2 separate regions of the Homo sapiens genome follow, and region 1 is linked to region 2. A link is a contact called in ENCODE Hi-C or POLR2A ChIA-PET data. All regions are on one chromosome and are shown on one strand. Each heading gives the region's core, a stretch centred on a gene start or an enhancer-like site at or near the end of the contact. The rest is flanking DNA. Distances are from core to core; before and after follow the strand shown.

What was found. Hi-C counts contacts between places; a loop is a spot of excess contacts on that map. ChIA-PET counts read pairs that join two places held with the same protein, here RNA polymerase II (POLR2A). Pooled maps may share reads with other maps.
Region 1: a loop to region 2 is called in a pooled map, with 4 times the contacts of the local background. The contact joins the enhancer-like site here to the promoter of TTLL8 in region 2. A Hi-C loop is called at or near these places in 2 of 50 pooled maps. POLR2A ChIA-PET finds 5 or more read pairs at or near these places in 3 of 52 experiments (A673, IMR-90 and Panc1).

Annotation. Positions count from the first base shown.
Region 1 is chr22:49,930,229-49,932,928 of GRCh38, reverse strand. No RefSeq gene overlaps it. Among named protein-coding and RNA genes, the nearest start is that of CRELD2, 13 kb to the right of the region's middle. RefSeq lists an enhancer at 2,314-2,363. Within about 2 kb of position 1,353, at least 16 of the 41 ENCODE cell types and tissues checked have a DNase peak (open chromatin) inside an H3K27ac peak, as active enhancers do.
Region 2 is chr22:50,056,984-50,059,683 of GRCh38, reverse strand. It overlaps TTLL8 (tubulin tyrosine ligase like 8), which reads left to right and starts at 1,386. Exons shown (of 14, transcript NM_001350317.3): 1 at 1,386-1,530. It overlaps MLC1 (modulator of VRAC current 1), which reads left to right. Exons shown (of 12, transcript NM_015166.4): 12 at 1-293.

The sequences.
Region 1 (2,700 bases), core at 104-2,603, 130 kb after region 2:
CTTTCTTGAAAATAGATAAATAAGGCCGGGCGTGGTGGCTCACGCCTGTAATCCCAGCACTTTAGGAAGCCGAGGTGGGCGGATCACGAGGTCAGGAGTTCAAGACCAGCCTGACCAATGTGGTGAAACCCCCATCTCTACTAAAAATACAAAAATTAGCCGGGCGTGGTGGTGCATGCCTGTAATCCCAGCTACTCGGGAGGCTGAGGCAGGAGAATCACTTGAATCCGGGAGGCAGAGGCTGCAGTGAGCCGAGATCGCGCCACTGCACTGTCAGCCTGGGCTACAGAGTGAGATTCTGTCTCAAAAATACATAAATAGGGCCGGGTGCTGTGTCTCACACCTGTAATCCCAGCACTTTGGGAGGCCGAGGCGGGTGGATCACGAGGTCAGGAGATCGAGACCATCCTGGCTAACACGGCGAGACCCCCGTCTCTACTAAAAATGCAAAAAATTAGCCGGGCGTGGTGGCAGGCGCCTGTAGTCCCAGCTACTCGGGAGGCTGAGGCAGGAGAGTAGTGTGAACCCGGGAGGTGGAGCTTGCAGTGAGCCGAGATCGCGCCACTGCACTCCAGCCTGGGTGACAGAGCCAGACTCCATCTCAAATAAATAAAAATAAATAAATAAATAAATAAATAAAAAGTCATGACGCTGCCCAGTTTCTAGACCTGAGTGGGTTTCTGACCCAGAGAAATCTCACTAAAGTGAAGGCTGAGTCCCTAAGAGGAAGATGTGCAACGCCAAGGCAAATCCACACCATGATGATTCTGGCCCCCTGCCCCCGCCCCCGCCCGCCACCACCACCAGACGGCCTGTGGCCGCCGACCTCGGTAACCAGACACAGTGCAACGGAAATACGCACACATCTTCAGAAGTGCTGGACACAGGGTTTGAGTGATGCTGGCATCTGAAGGCCTGAAGCATCCTCATGGCTCCCGTTAGAGCGAGGGGCTGACAGGAGCCAGGGAAGCAGTGGAATTCGGGCCAGGTCTGATCCACCAGCCTCGAGTCTGCACATTCATCCAGTGGGTCATTTCCCCAGTCACAGGACGGATGGAGCTGACATTCTTGATGGTAGACACCATTTCCTTGGCCATCATAATGGGTAAGTCCAGTGCAAATCTGTGACCATCCCCACCCAAAATAGTAAATCAAAACTGGGGGAAACTAGGGACACATCTAAAGATCTAAAAGAATGCAAGGATCTCCTTTTTTTTTTTTTTTTGAGACGGAGTCTCGCTCTGTCACCCAGACTGGAGTGCAGCAGAGCGATCTCGGCTCACTGCAGCCTCCGCCTCTCGAGTCCCAGTGGTTCTCTTGCCTCAGCCTCCTGAGTTGATGGGATTACAGGTGCCTGCCGCCGTGCCTGGCTAATTTTTGTATTTTTAGTAGAGATGGGGTTTTGCCATGTTCCTGGTCTGGAACTCCTGACCTCAGGTGATCCACCTACCTTGGCCTCCCAAAGTGCTAGGAATACAGTGGCGTGAGCCACCATGCCCGGCCAAGGATCTCCTTTTATTCCACCAATCTGACCACTGCAAAAGGCAGGTGGGTGGGTCCTGGAGGAGAGTGGACTGTTGCAAAAACAACCCAGCTAGATGTGGCGCCTTTGCTAGAGAAGGCTCCCCAGCCCCAGGTGTGCAGTGAGGCCACTGCTGGGTGTGCATTCTTCTCCATCTCCTGTCTGGCAGGAAGATCAGTCACACTGCCTTGGAACTCAAAACAGGAAACACTCAGTTCCTCCCCAGGGCTATGGTAACGTTCCTGCCCTCTCTCACAATAATCCAGAGACTGGCACCAGCTGAATGAATGTCCCCAGGATGTCACACTGGCCCCCTCTATCGATGGTGCTGTGCTAATGAGACCAGATGACCAAGACATGGTGAGCACACTGGGCCCTCCTGAGCGAGAAAATCCCCTCCAAAGCAGAGGACAGATAAGTGGCTGCCTCTTGCAGCCCCCGCCAGGACACACGGCACCTGGAAGGCTTCTGGGAGCTGGAACAGTATGTTCCACATTTGGGGACTCTGTTCCAACCCAATACTGGGGGACACAAAAGGACAGCTCTGAACAGGCACAGAGCAGGACCAGCTCCACCGCCGTCCAAGCCCAACTCCGGTGTCCCGGCTGCTACTTACGATCTGACTCTGCAGACCAAAGGCACGGGTGGTAAAGGAGGGGTTAAGGTCAAGTGCCTGTGGAAGACCCTCCCCAAACACAGTGCAGAGGAGGCCCATGCCATCCTCAGTGTGTGCCTGCGTCGAGGACTCCTGCTGTGGTTCTGGGCCCCTGTGGAGATGCACAGCCTGGCCATGGGATGCCCCATGGCTGTGTCTCTGCCTTGCCCGCTGGCACTGGCTATTAGACCGGCCCTGTCATGAGGTTGAGCAGGCAACGGTCATCTTCAGGGGGATGTGGTACATCCAGGACAGCAGGACGCAGCACGCATAGGTGGTCCCGGCCTGCGCGGACCCCACCCCATGATTCGTGTTCCCAGAGCAGACCCACGTTCACACCATGGCCGCCTCCCTGTCTAACATGCCTTGGCTGAGGTCCAGGCCCCTGTCCAGGGACTGCTGTGAGCATCTGTCTGCCTTGGTGGCAGCGGGAGCTGGCTTGTCCTCTGGTGGGGGCCATCCTCTGTGGCAGGGTGTCCTGTGCCCTGGCAGAAGCACTCCTCACCAGGTCGTGACAACCCAC
Region 2 (2,700 bases), core at 137-2,636:
GCCACCCCCACCTCCCTGCAGCTTTGAGGCTGGCGGGGTCTGCTCCTGGGAATGGGGTGGGAGCCACAGGGACGACCCGGGGCGGGCTGATGTCTTCTTGGGGGCAGACCAGAGAGCTCAAGTTTCAGAGTCAGAATTAGGCACTTGGAGCGTTTTTGCTGGCTTGCACTTTCTTATTTTCTTATTTTAGAGCGCTTAAAAAATCCGGAAAAATGGGGTTTAAAAGAACTGTCTCTTTCAGTCTACATTTTTGTTTAATACGCTTGAGCAATAAACGCTGACTTGCAGACGTGGCTGTGGCTATTTAATATTGTGTCTCAGCAGCGTCAGCTCACTCAGGTCTAAAAACATCGGGACACAGGGAGGAGGGGCGGGTGGAGGGAGGGCCAGCTTTTCACTCACTGATTTGTGTAACCCCTAGAGGCCAGTACTGGGGTCTGGTGAGAGCCCAGTGGCATTCCCCGGGGAAGAGGGAGGGAGCTGGAAGGGAACCACCCCCGCCAGGGGACGCTCCCACTCCCCCCCTTCAAGTCCCCCACCAGCCCCTTCAGAGTCGGGGCAGAACCTCCCTTTTGGGGTGTCTTGGGAAGTTAAATGCAAAATAAAGTTGATTTAAAACCAAATGAAGACATCTAGGCTTTGGAAAGTTGCCAGGAGTGAGGGTCCTGGTGGGGCAGGTGTGTCTTTCCTACCCCCACTCCGAGATGCCAGATCAGACACGAGCTGCCCTGGCGGGGTGATCCGCGGGGTGCGGGGGGAAACGACAGGGGCCGTGTGGACCTGGGTGGGCTCAGAACCCCCCGGGGGGCAGCGGCGTGGGACCCCACGAGTGGTTCTGCGGATACCAAGGCCCTCCCAAGTTCCGCCGCAGGACGGGGGGCGCTGATACGGTCACCCCGTCGCCCCCATCCGCCAGGACCCGCAGCGCGCAGCCCGGGAGGAGCCCAGCGCCCGCGGCCTCCTCACCCCGCCGCTCCAGCCTCGCGTCGGGGAAGGGCCCAGGGACAGAGGGCGGCATGAGGGCCCCGGGGAGGGCGAGAAGGCCTGGCGGGCCTGGGGGGCCCGAGGGGGAGGGGCAGGATGTGACCCGCGGGTCTTTGTGACCTGGTGGGGGATGGAGTGTGACCTCCACAGGGGGGCGCGGGGCCGCAGCGCGTGACCCGGGGCTACACTCGGGCCCTCCCCCGGCGGACACCATGGCGCGCACCGTCCCGCGCCGCCGACCCCGCAGCCGCGCCTGCTCCGACAGCAGCCCGGGACCCGGACCCCAACCCGGGCCCAGCCCAAGCGCTGATGACTGCTGCCCGTCGGGGCCCGCGCCCCCCGCACGCCGCAGCTCCCCGCGCCCCCGCGCCCCCCGCCGCCCGCGCAGCCCCACGCCCCGGGGCCGCCGCCGCTGCACAGCCCGAGGCCACGGGCCCAGCAGCCGCCGCACCGGGGGTGCACAATGCGCGTGGCCGCCCCAGCACGTTGTCCCAGGCAACCCCAGGAAGCCGGGCGGCGCAGCGCGAGCCACTGACCCGGTCCCCGGTGAGCACGACCCCCGACCGCGGAACCCCAGGCCCGTCCGCGCTTCCGATCCCGGACAGGACCCCTCCTCCCCATCTGCCTTCGGAACCCCAGACCCGCCTCCCACACCCGGAAACCCAGGCCTACCCCCTCCCCGCCCCGGGCCTCCAAATTCTAGACCCCTTACCCTAGGAATCCCAGACCCGCCTAGCTCGGAACCACAGAACTCCCCCACTAAACCTGCCCAACTCTACCCACTCGCCCGCCCTCGAAAGCCCAGAGCTGTTCTCCCCACCTTCCCCCATCTTCTGGGAACTCCACAGCTGTCCACTCCCCTCTGCCTTCAGAACCCCATACCTCTCCTCATTAACCTAGACCTGCACCCCCAACCCAGACCTCCCCCTCGACCTAGACCTGATCCCCAATTGAGACCTGATGCCCACAACCCAGACCTGACCCCCAACCCAGACCTGACCCCGACCCAGACCTGACCCCAAAAACCCAGACCTGATCTCCCAACCCAGACCTGACCCCAACCCAGACCTGACCCCCAACCCAGACCTCCCGCTCAACCCAAACCTGACCCTCAACCCAGACCTGACCCCAACCCAGACCTGACCCCCAACCCAGACCTCCCGCTCAACCCAGACCTGACCCCCCAACCCAGACCTGACCCCAACCCAGACCTGACCCACAATCCAGACCTGATCCCCCAACCCAGACCTGACCCCCAACCCAGACCTGACCCCCAACCCAGACCTCCCGCCCAACCCAGACCTGACCCCAACCCAGACCTGATCCCCCAACCCAGACCTGACTCACAACCCAGACCTGACTCACAACCCAGACCTGACACCAAACCCAGTCCTGACCCCCAAACCCAGACCTGACCCCCAAGCCCAGACCTGACCCCAACCTAGAACTGATCCCTCAACCCAGACCTGATCCCCAACCCCAGAGCTGACCCCTAATCCAGACCTGACCCCCAACCCCAGACCTGACTCCCATCCCCAGACCTGACCCCAACTCAGACCTGACCTCCCAACTCCAGACCTCATCCCCCAACCCAGACCTGATCCCAACCCCAGAGCTGATCCCCAACCCCAGACCTGACCCTCAGCTTGGGCCTCAGAACCCTCTCCATCCCCAGAGCCCCCCACACCCTCCCAGTTTCCTGTAACCACCACACCC